Regions from separate parts of the Homo sapiens genome. Here region 1 is linked to region 2. A link is an interaction called in ENCODE POLR2A ChIA-PET data of the cell type or tissue named here. Cell type or tissue: A673. All regions are shown on one strand. Each heading gives the region's core, and the rest is flanking DNA. Links, peaks and the distances in the headings are about the cores only.

Evidence for each region. Peaks named below come from ENCODE experiments on the same cell type or tissue, not always from the same donor. Only the 100,000 strongest peaks of a DNase experiment are listed, where the experiment ranks them.
Region 1: POLR2A ChIA-PET joins it to region 2 with 6 read pairs; 3 of 35 experiments call an interaction of 5 or more read pairs at or near these places.

Annotation. Positions count from the first base shown.
Region 1 is chr3:183,438,684-183,444,069 of GRCh38, forward strand. No RefSeq gene overlaps it. Among named protein-coding and RNA genes, the nearest start is that of SNHG33, 6.2 kb to the right of the region's middle. In A673, for the core only: no CTCF peak of the experiment used is centred there; no DNase peak of the experiment used is centred there.
Region 2 is chr3:182,942,912-182,948,297 of GRCh38, forward strand. DCUN1D1 (defective in cullin neddylation 1 domain containing 1) reads right to left here. Exons shown (of 7, transcript NM_020640.4): 5 at 4,639-4,721; 6 at 4,327-4,423; 7 at 1-2,262. The coding sequence ends at 2,183. Among named protein-coding and RNA genes, the nearest start is that of DCUN1D1, 35 kb to the right of the region's middle. In A673, for the core only: no CTCF peak of the experiment used is centred there; a DNase peak (open chromatin) is centred at 2,840.

The sequences.
Region 1 (5,386 bases), core at 62-5,061, 500 kb after region 2:
TGAAGATATTTGTGTCCCATGTGAATGGTCACAAAAGGGTGATAGCAGAGGAGGATTTTCATAGTCAAGTAAATAACTTGTTTTGTGGATATCAGCCAGCCTCTTTCCTCAGCCACTCCAGTCATTGCCCAGTGGGCTCATGAACCAAGTGGCCATGGTGAAAGAGATAGAGAGTATGCATGGGCTGAGCAACATGAACCTCCATTCACCCAACCTGCAATTGGCAGAGTGCCCAATCTGCCAGCAGCAGAGACCAACACTGATAAGGCACCATTCCCTGAAGAGATCAGCCAGCTTCCTGGTGGCAGGTTGATTATATTGGACTACTTCCATCATGGAAGGGGCAGCAGCATTTGTAAATTTCTGGAATAGGCACTCTCAATACAGATCTGCCTTCCATGCACACAATGCTTCTGCTGCAACTACCATCCGTGGAGTTAAAGAATGCCTCATCTACTGCCATCGTATTCCACACAGCATTGCTTCTCATCCGGGAGCTCACTTAACAGAAATAAAGTGTGGAATGACCCACGATCATAGAATTTACTGATCTTATGTTCCCCAGCATCCTGGAGCAGCTGGCTTGATAGAACAGTGGAATGGCTTCTTGAAGACTCAGTTATAGTACCAGTGAGGTGGTGATACCTTGCAGGGCTGGGGCAAGATATGCATATGCTCTGAATTAACATTCAAAATATGATATTCTTTCTCCCATAGGCAGGATTCATGGGCCCAGGAATCAAGGGGTGAAAATGGGAATGCTTATACCCTGCTGGTGGGGATGTAAATTCAGCCATTGTGAAAAGCAATTTCTGAAATAAATTAAGTCAGAATTACCATTCGACACAGTAATCCCATTATTGGGTATATGCCCAAAGTAATATAAATCATTCTACCGCAAAGACATATGCACCTGTATGTTTATTACAACACTATTCACAACAGCAAAGACATGGAATCAAGCTAAATGCCCATCAATAGTAGACTGATTCATGAAACTATGGTACATACACACCATGGAAAACCACAAAGCCAGAAAAAAGAATGAGATCATGTCCTTTGCAGCAACATGGGTGGAGCTGAAGGACATATCCTGAGCAAACTAATACAGGAACAGAAAACCAAATACCACATATCCTCACTTATAAATGGGACCTAAACAATGAAAATGCATGGACACAAAGGGGAATAGACACCACGGCCTGCTTGAGGGTGAACTGTGGGAAAAGGGGGAGGATAAAAAAGCTACTCTCTTGTTAGGTACATACACATTAAGGATTGTTACACCTTTGTGGAGAATTGAGCCTTATAATTACATAATGCTCCTCTTTATTGCTGATAATTTTACTTGCTCTGAAGTTTGCTTTATCTGAAATTAATATAGCTACTTCAGCCTACTTTTGATTAAAGTCAACATGGCTTATCTTTGCCTAGTTCTTTACCTTTATTCTATATGTCTTTATATTTAAAGTGGGTTTCTTGTAGACAACATACAGTTGGATCTTGTGGGTTTTTTTTTTTTTTTTTAATCCATTCTAATAGTCTTGTTCTTTTAACTGTGTATTTAAACCATTTAGATTTAAAATGATAATTAATATAGTTAAGTTAATATCCACCATATCTGTAACTTTTTTTATTTGTTGCTTGTGTTCTATTTTTTTTTTTTGTCTTCCACTCTTTTTCTGCCTTCTCTGGTTTTAATTCAGCATTTTATATGATTCCATTTTTTCTCTTCTGTTGGCATATTGTAGGAAACCAGAATATGTCACCCCAAAATGTGCCTCATTGACATAAGGATTACTTTGAGCTGATCGTTTTGAAAAACAACAGACACAAGACAAGCTCTGAAAACAAGAGTAACATTTACCCTCTTGTGTTATGCCATTCTTGTGTTCTTATAAAGGAATACCTGAGACTGAGTAATTTATAAAGAAAAGAGGTTTAATCAGCTCACAGTTCTGCAGGCTTTACAGGAAACATGGTGCTGGCATCTGCTTCTGCTGAGGGCTTCAGAAGCTTAGAATTATGGTAGAAGGCAAAGGGAGAGCAGGCAGTGTCACATAGTGAGAGAGGGAGCAAGAAAAAGAGGAAGGAGGTGCCACACATTTTTTTTTTTTTTTAAGAGACAGAATTTCGCTTTTGTTGCCCAGGCTGGAGTGCAATGGTGCAATCTCAGCTCACCACAACCTCCGCCTCCCGGGTTCAAGTGATTCTCCTGCCTCAGCCTCCCAAGTAGCTGGGATTACAGGCATGTACCACCACGCTCAGCTAATTTTGTATTTTTAGTAGAGACGGGGTTTCTCCATGTTGGTCAGGCTGGTCTCGAACCACCGACCTCGGGTGATCCGTCTGCCTCAACCTCCCAAAGTGCTGGGATTACAGGCATGAGCCATCATGCCCGGCCAGTGCCACACACTTTTAAACAACCAGACCTCACAAGAATTCACTCATTTTTGCAAGGACAGCACCAGGCCATTCATGAGAGATCTGCCCCCATGACCCAAGCACCTCCCACCAGGCCACACCTTTAATACTGGAGATTACATCTCAATATGAGATTGGAGGGGATAAAGATCCAAACTATATCACCTCTTGTAAGGGCAATTCACATTTATAAAGAACAATCTCCATTTGTAAGGGTGTCTTCCTTCTCTGAACCAGGAAGACAAGGATAATTAAATCACAAAAAAAAAATTCTCATTGATGGAAAAGGTATCAACTTAAATCTGCATAACAGACCTTACTCTTGTTTGCCATACTTTTCCTGCCATACTTTTCCTGATCACTTCTCTATAACTGGCCTCCCCGACACCATTCTTTCTTTATTTCAGCTGAAGATAGTATTTAAGCTTGAATTCTAAGCAAGGAGGGAGGTGCCACACACTTTTAAACAACCAGATCTTATGAGAACTCACTCACTATTGTAAGGACAGCACCAAACTAAGTAACTCTCTTTGAGAGTTACTCATTTTTCCCTGGATATCTCCCACATATAGACAAGGATACATAGTCATAAGACAAAATTACAACAAATTTAGTTTAAAGATCTTAATTAGCTTTTATTTGCAATTCCAGAATCAGGCAACATTTCAATCTATAGAATAGAATGGGCCAGGCGCGGTGGCTCACAAGGTCAGGAGATCAAGACCATCCTGGCTAACACAGTGAAACCCCATCTGTACTAAAAATACAAAAAACTAGCCAGGTGTGGTGGCAGGCACCTGTAGTCCCAGCTACTCGGGAGGCTGAGGCAGGAGAATGACATGAGCCCAGGAAGTGGAGCTTGCAAGTGAGCCGAGATTGTGTCACTGCACTCCATCCCGGGAGACAAAGGGAGACTCTCTCAAAAAAAAAAAAAAAAAGTTGAATGGATGTTCTGATGAGCTGAGCAGAAGGAGCTGGTTTTATAGAAAGAAATGTTGGTTTTCCTCTGTTTCTAAGGAAAGCAGAAACAGAGAACAACAACAACAAAAATGGATTGGTCATTTCAAAGTCAAAGGTTAAAGCAGAAGAGACTTTTTTTATCATGCTAGCTAAAACTGGCCTGTTTGGGAATTGGATATTTTCTCTCTCTCTCTCTCTCTCTCTCTCTCCCCCCCACCCCTCCCGCCTCTCCCCTACTCCCTTTTTCTCTCCTGATTTCTCAAAAAGTCAGATAAATAACTTAGTTTCAGCTTGGTAGCATGGAACTTTAGTATGATTCCATTTTGGTTTGGTCTATTGGGCATAGGAAAGGATCTCAATTTAAATCAGTCACCTCCTATAAATTTTATTTAACACATGTTATGTTAATAAACTTGTTTGTTTTTCTATGGTTAATCTTCATTTGTTACAAGGGGTCCCACCTAAGAAGTATGAAGGGTAGAGGAAAAAAATTTTTCTCCCTTACAGTTTCAATTATACATCTTTTTAAAAAAAGTTAGTGATGTCCTAGAGTTTTCCATTTACATTTACAACTAATATAAGTAAATCTTCTTTCAAATAACATTACACCACTTCATATGTAGTACAAGTATCTTAATGACAGAGTATTCCCAATTCCTCCCTCTCATCCTTTATGACGTTTCTGTCATTTACTTCACTTATCTAGAAGCGATCATCACTCAGCACATTGTTGCTATTATTATTTTTAACAAACTATTAACTGCTAAATAAACTGAGAATCAGAAAAATAAGAGGTTATACATTACCTTCATTTATTCTTTCTATAATGCTCTTTCTTTAATATGAGCTTTTGAATTATTTACCTTCTTTCTGAAGAACTTCTGTTAATGTTTCTTGCAAGGCAGGTCTATTGGTGACAAATTCCCTCAGCTTTCATTTTTCTAAGAATGTCTTTATTTCTCCTTCATTTTGAAGGATAATTTCACTCAATACAGAATTTCAGATTGATCATTTTTTCTTTCAATAATTTAAATATTTCACTTCACTCTTCTTGCATGGATAGTTTCTGAGAAGTCTAATGTAATTCCTCCAAAGGTAAGGTGGCTTTTTTTTCTGGCTACTTTCATGATTTTCTCTTTGTCTTTGATTTCCTGCAATTTGAATATATGTCTAGATGTTGATTTTTTTTGTTCATTTATCGTGGTTGGTGTTATGTCACCTTCCTGGATTTGTGAATTGGTATCTGCCATTATTTTTGGAAAAGTCACAGCCATTATCACTTCAAACATTTCTTCAAATGATTTTTCCTTTCACTCTTTCTGATCTTTCTGTTGTTTCCATTATGCATATGTAGGATATAATAAATTCCTCTTCAAAGGTTTGAGCCTGTAAATTGTTAAGTACAACGAGTTCTGAGATCCTCTCCAAAGAAACAATGTATCAATGTGTTCAGCTCCCCGTTCTTTGTTCTTCATTTTAAAGTTTAACTTCCTCGTTCTCCTCGTGTCCTTGCCCCTAGTTTCAGTAAATAACCCACCAGTTCTAATCAGTCGTTCACATGTGTTCTCCTGGTCACCTGCTCCTTCCTGAGTCACCCCTGGTCACTTGCTCTGACCTAAGTCACCTTTAGTCACCTGTTCCATAACTGTCTTTCTCGCCAAAGCTACTCACCCTGTCACTCCAACTCATACCCCACTGTCTTTAAAATAGCCAATTGGAATTAACTTAGACTGTTTGGTCCAACCCTAGCCAATAGGGGAACAACACAGCAGTAGGGGCTACCTATGTCAGGAATAAAAACCCCTTCCCCTCCCTTGTTCAGGTGTGCTCTTGCCATTGCTCCATCCACGAGTCACACCCTTCTATAGAAGTAAAATTGCCTTGCTGAGAAAATTAAATTTATGTTTTAGTGCTATTTCTTTTGTGGCACCAAAAATTTGCTTCTAATACATATGTCACACTATTTGTAATTGTCCCATAATTCTTGGATACAGGCATACAT
Region 2 (5,386 bases), core at 179-5,178:
CCTTAACTTTTATGCTACATAATTATATTCAAAGCTTTATGTATTTTTGTTTATAATTACACAGTAATTATAAATGTTTAGTACCAACCTGATGACAAACACTATTTTGTTGAAAAGGTTTTGCATTTAAAAAGAAAAATATGTAAAATCCAAGGCACTAGGCCACGAACCAATATGACTTTTAAAGAAAACACTTTATATTGAAAAAAAAAAAAAAAAAAAAAAGCTAATGGGATCTCATTTCAAAACACAGCATATGTGAATTAATCAATCTGAAACCAATAACCATAACTCAAAATCTTCAAGACAGGAAACAAAACAGTACATATATATAGATATATAGATATATATATCTTTTAAAAATTTTTCATAATTGAAGTTCCTCTTTATATTTACAAAAAAATCAGGAAATACTGAAAGCAGCAAGATTCTTCTTTTTCCTTTTTCTTTTAATAACCAATTCCAGTAGCCTGAATAGAAATTTTCAAATTTTTCTTTTGGTAAAACTGCATTCTTGAATTAAAGTTATGATTGGAATATTAATATGTCTATAGGGAAAGCTTTCTAGTCTATTTCAAAATCATGTAAAAAGCAGTTTTGATATGTCATTGTTTCTTAAAATAATTTCCATATTTGCATAAAATGTACTGCTATTCTAAGTACATTCCTTTGTTAATATCAACCCTAGACCTTAGAGAGTGCCTGGATATATATCCCAAGCAGAATCTATTCCTATCAAAAGACCATAATCATCAAACATTTGAAGTATTACATTTCTAGCCTGCCTTACGGAAATGTTTAAGAAAGCAAGAAACCCTTCTTCACATGTCAGTAAGTGAACAGGGAAATGACCATTTTCAGCATAAAAGCAGCTCATGGGGCTTGTAATGAAAAAAATACATACAAGATAGCATTCTGCTTTGATGAGAAAACTGAGCTAATCTGAGTGAAACGAAAACAGTAAAGAGACTAGAAGCCAGATTGGTATTTTGCATCGTGTATGCTTGTTTGAAAATCTTTGCTCCTGAAGTAAATATTTGGCAACCACAGTGATTAGCAGTTAAAGCAATTTCAACAAAATAATAAGTCATCGAAAATGGACTATTTGTCTGAAAGAGCAGTACCTATATTATAAAGATTGAACTTCATGGCTCATTACAACCATTTTCAAAATTTAACTGCAACTATCTTCTTATAAATTAAGAGAATTCCATTTGTGTTCCATAGTGCGATGACAAAAAAAAAGTAAAAACAAAACAAAAAAACCCTCATGCCTAAATTTAGAATATTGTATTGTGTAGCAATCCAAAACATTCAAAACAAATTAAATAGTTTAACTTATGTGACAGGCAGATAAGCATTTCAAAAGCATAATGAAGTCCAATTATGTAGTGCATAATGTAGACAGGAGAAGAATCTAACATTATGCAGACATTTTCTAAATAAAAGCTCCCTGTAGGACAGCTATATATAAACATGGGTAAGGTAAGCGCAGACTAGTTCTGTGGAACCTTTTGAAATCAAGAGTCTAAAACACAATACATTTTTCAGGTAGGCACCAAGTTATCCTAAAAAATTTTCATGTCGGTTATTCTGACATTGTTTTTTCATCAGATACTCACATCAACAACACATGTGATTTGCCAGGAAAAAAAAAAAATTCCCCCCAAACCAAAACACCATTCCAGATCCAGTACACTTAAATATATCACTCTCACTGGAAGTGCTATTAGCATAGTCTTTGCAACTAGCCCAAAGCGTATATTTAAGAAGTTTTTATAAATTGTTTTGTGATGTTCATATGTTTAATTCTTATGCCAACTGTTTTCTGATGAAGACAGCATTGTGCTTTATGCGAGAATGAAAACCTCAAAATAATCACCATAAAGCTTCTAAGACTTATGGGAGAATAAACTAGGATGGTCCACAGATATAAGATGAAATCCACAATGTTGGAATTATAAATGTTTAGAGCGGCCCAGACTAGAAGACAAGCCCAAACCACCATTAGAAGAATGAAATACGATATGGTCCAAGATGTATCCTTAAAGTTTTGTCTCAACCCTCAGTCTGAATTGTGAGGATTGATCTTCAGTTCAGTCCAGCCAGCAGAAATTGACTGTGCAATTTTCTGTTGTATTTATTGTACAGACTATGTACATTCTAGAAGGTTCCTTTAGTGCTACACTGTTGTACTTTTTGTCCCAGCAATTTGAGGGCGTGCAAATTCCACAAAGTCATCAATAAGAACAGGCCATGCTCCTGGAAAAAAGAAAAAATATGAAAGAAAGAGAAGGGGGAAAAAAGCAGAAATAAGGCTAACATTTTAGTAGAATCCTTTTTTTAAGACTTCCTCATAAGCGTTAAAGTATATCATTCTTATCTATTCCCACTGATTAAGTCTTTCAAAACTCAAACTTTTTGGAGTTTTTACCCCAAATATTCCTTGTATTCCTTGTGATTTATTACTCCAACATTTGGTTGTTCCTTGAGTGATAAAAGTAACTTGTCTGGCAACTCATCAATAATATGATTTTCTCAAGGCCACTGCAGTCAGCCAATGGAAGTAATTTGGTCAAAACTGGCAGCCTGAGGCAGGAGAATGGTGTGAACCCGGGAGGCGGAGCTTGCAGTGAGATCGCGCCACTGCACTCCAGCCTGGGGGACAGAGCGAGACTCCCTCTCAAAACAAACAAACAAACAAACAAAAAACTGGCAGCCTAAGGAGCAGCTATGAAATGATAGCATGCTGCCAGTGCTGAAGGCATAGGAGGAGAAACAAGTTTTCAAGCATTCTGTGGCCATCTCACAAAGGAGATTAACAGGAAGTGTCAAATTCCATCCTATTTCATGCTAATACGTTACTAAAAGGTGTAAAATTGCATATATGCATGCCTCTACACATTCACATGCCCATCACCAAGTCAGAAAGCTCTCCATTTTTGTGTAAAACCTACCAGAAGACACAATTATTAGGTATATGCAGGATTAAACATTTCTCACTTTGCAGGGAAGATTATAAACGACAACGAAATGAAGAAAAGAAATAACATCATCCCTGATTAGCCTTAATGATTCCAGGACACTTTTAAATGATTCCAGGACACCGAGATCACAGGGGGTTTTTCAAAAAATATCTCCATCTTGCATCCTGCCAGTTCTCAAGTGGACTAGGGAAATATGTATGAAGAAATCAATGTAAATCACTTCTACATATAGAAAAATACAAGTCCACATCCTAGTAGTGGATGGTAGCACCATCTTTATACATTTATGAAGAAATAGCAGAAAAGTATTCAGTGATTATTTACTGAATGCCAATAGTACTATATTAGGCGGCTGAAGTAAGTTTCAAAAAAAAATAGGCTGGGCGCAGTGGCTCATGCCTGTAATCCCAGCACTTCGGGAGACCGAGGCGGGTGGATGACAAGGTCAGGAGTTCAACACCAGCCTGGCCAACATGGTGAAACCCCGTCTCTACTAAAAATACAAAAAATTAGGTGAACGTGGTGGCAGGCACCTGAAATCCCAGTTACTTGAGAAGCTGAGGCAGCAGAATCGCTTGAACCCAGGAGGCACAGGTTGCAGTGAGCTGAGACTGCGCCACTGCACTCCAGCCTGGGTGACAGAGCAAGACTCCATCTCAAAAAAAAAAAAAAAAAAAAAAGTCACTGAACTTAAGGAATTTACAACCAAGCTTATACAAAAGACTAACAGATGAAAAAGAGATACAAATAAGTACAAAAGTACATCAAGAAGTAAAAAGGTTCCTAAACTGAAAACCTAAAACATGGATAAAAATTACTTATGCCTTTCTGGAAGACATGAATGCTGAGTAGGAATTGAAGGAAACAGAAGAATATGGATTGGTAAATGTATGAAGGTATTTCATACATTCAGAAGAGCATTAAAAAAAGCTTGGAGCTGGTCACAGTGGCTCATGCCTATAATCCCAACACTTTGGGATGCCAAGGCAGGAGGATTGCTTGAGGCCAGGAGTACAAGAGAGCAAGACCCCTGCTTCTATAAAACATTAAGAAATTAGTCAGGCATTGCAGCGCATGCCTGTAGTCCTAGCTCCTTGGGAGGCTGAGGCAGGAGGACTGCTGAGCCCAGGAGTTTGAAGACTTGCAATAAGCCATGCTTGCACCAATGCACCTACCCTGGGCAACAGAATGAGACTCTATCTCAAAAAAAACAAAAACAAAACAAAAGCTCAGCGGAGGGAATTCCAACTCCGAGAAAAACAAAAGTACCTAAGAAGTTCAAGGGTATGGGATAAAAAGGCACATTAAAAAAAAGTGGTGTGGCAAAAATTTTCATTACCTTCTTCATCATAATTAGACATGTCATCTGCAATCATCGTACTGAAGTCTAAAAGAAGATTCCAAGTGTCTTTTGGTATTGATCGTTTATGATGTTCCTATTTAAAAAACAAAAACAAAATACATTTGTATCACTAAAAAGAGCTGCACAAAAACAGTTTGGACAATTTGAAATACAAGAATGCAAAACAATTATGTAACAAAATTCTGGTAATCAAATTTCTCATTCTATATCCAATACATTATGTTAATTTATCTTTAAACATAGCAGAATTTGAGAAAACAGAGAGAAATGTAGAAAATGTGAACTTACCAACAAAAATTTATTCCATAAGTCTAAGAATTTAAATCTTCCATTAAGCACTAAGTTCCAGTAGGCAATGGCCATTTCTAGATCTGAAATAGTAAAAATGAATTATGTATTTAAATGCTATAAATATTTGTCCCTGCAAAAATAACAAACAAACAAAAAAACAGGTATGACCAAAGAAAGTCTAAAAATAAAAAACTTGTATCCTGAATACTTATGTATTAAAAATTTCCTATACAAATGAGTCCAAAGTTTGTATCCTCCCTCTTCAAAAATGACCAGGGCCTTTAGGGCAAAAAATGATACTACTTATCTCACGGGGGAATTCTGTGTTTTAAATTAGAGAATGCAGTTAAACATAGTAGCTCACAAAAGTGTTCAAATATTAGTTACTGTACACCAGGGTTTCTCAACCTGGGCACTTCCAACATTTTAGGCCAGATAATTATTTGTTGTAGGGTGCTGTCCTGTGTACTGTAGGAAATTTAGCAATATCTCTGACCTCCATCCACTAGATGCCAGTAGCAGCTTCACTCAGCCCCCACTGGTGACAATAAAAAATGTCTCCATATATTGCCAAAGACAACCTGAGGGCCAACCCAGATGAGAATCCCTGATGTACACCTACAGGTTGGAAGGTGAAGGACTGCTCTTCAATCCTAAGTAACCTTATGCTCTAAATTATTTACTGACTGATCCTGACCACAAAGAGATCATTAAAAATACTGATCTAAAACTTAAAATTAATAAG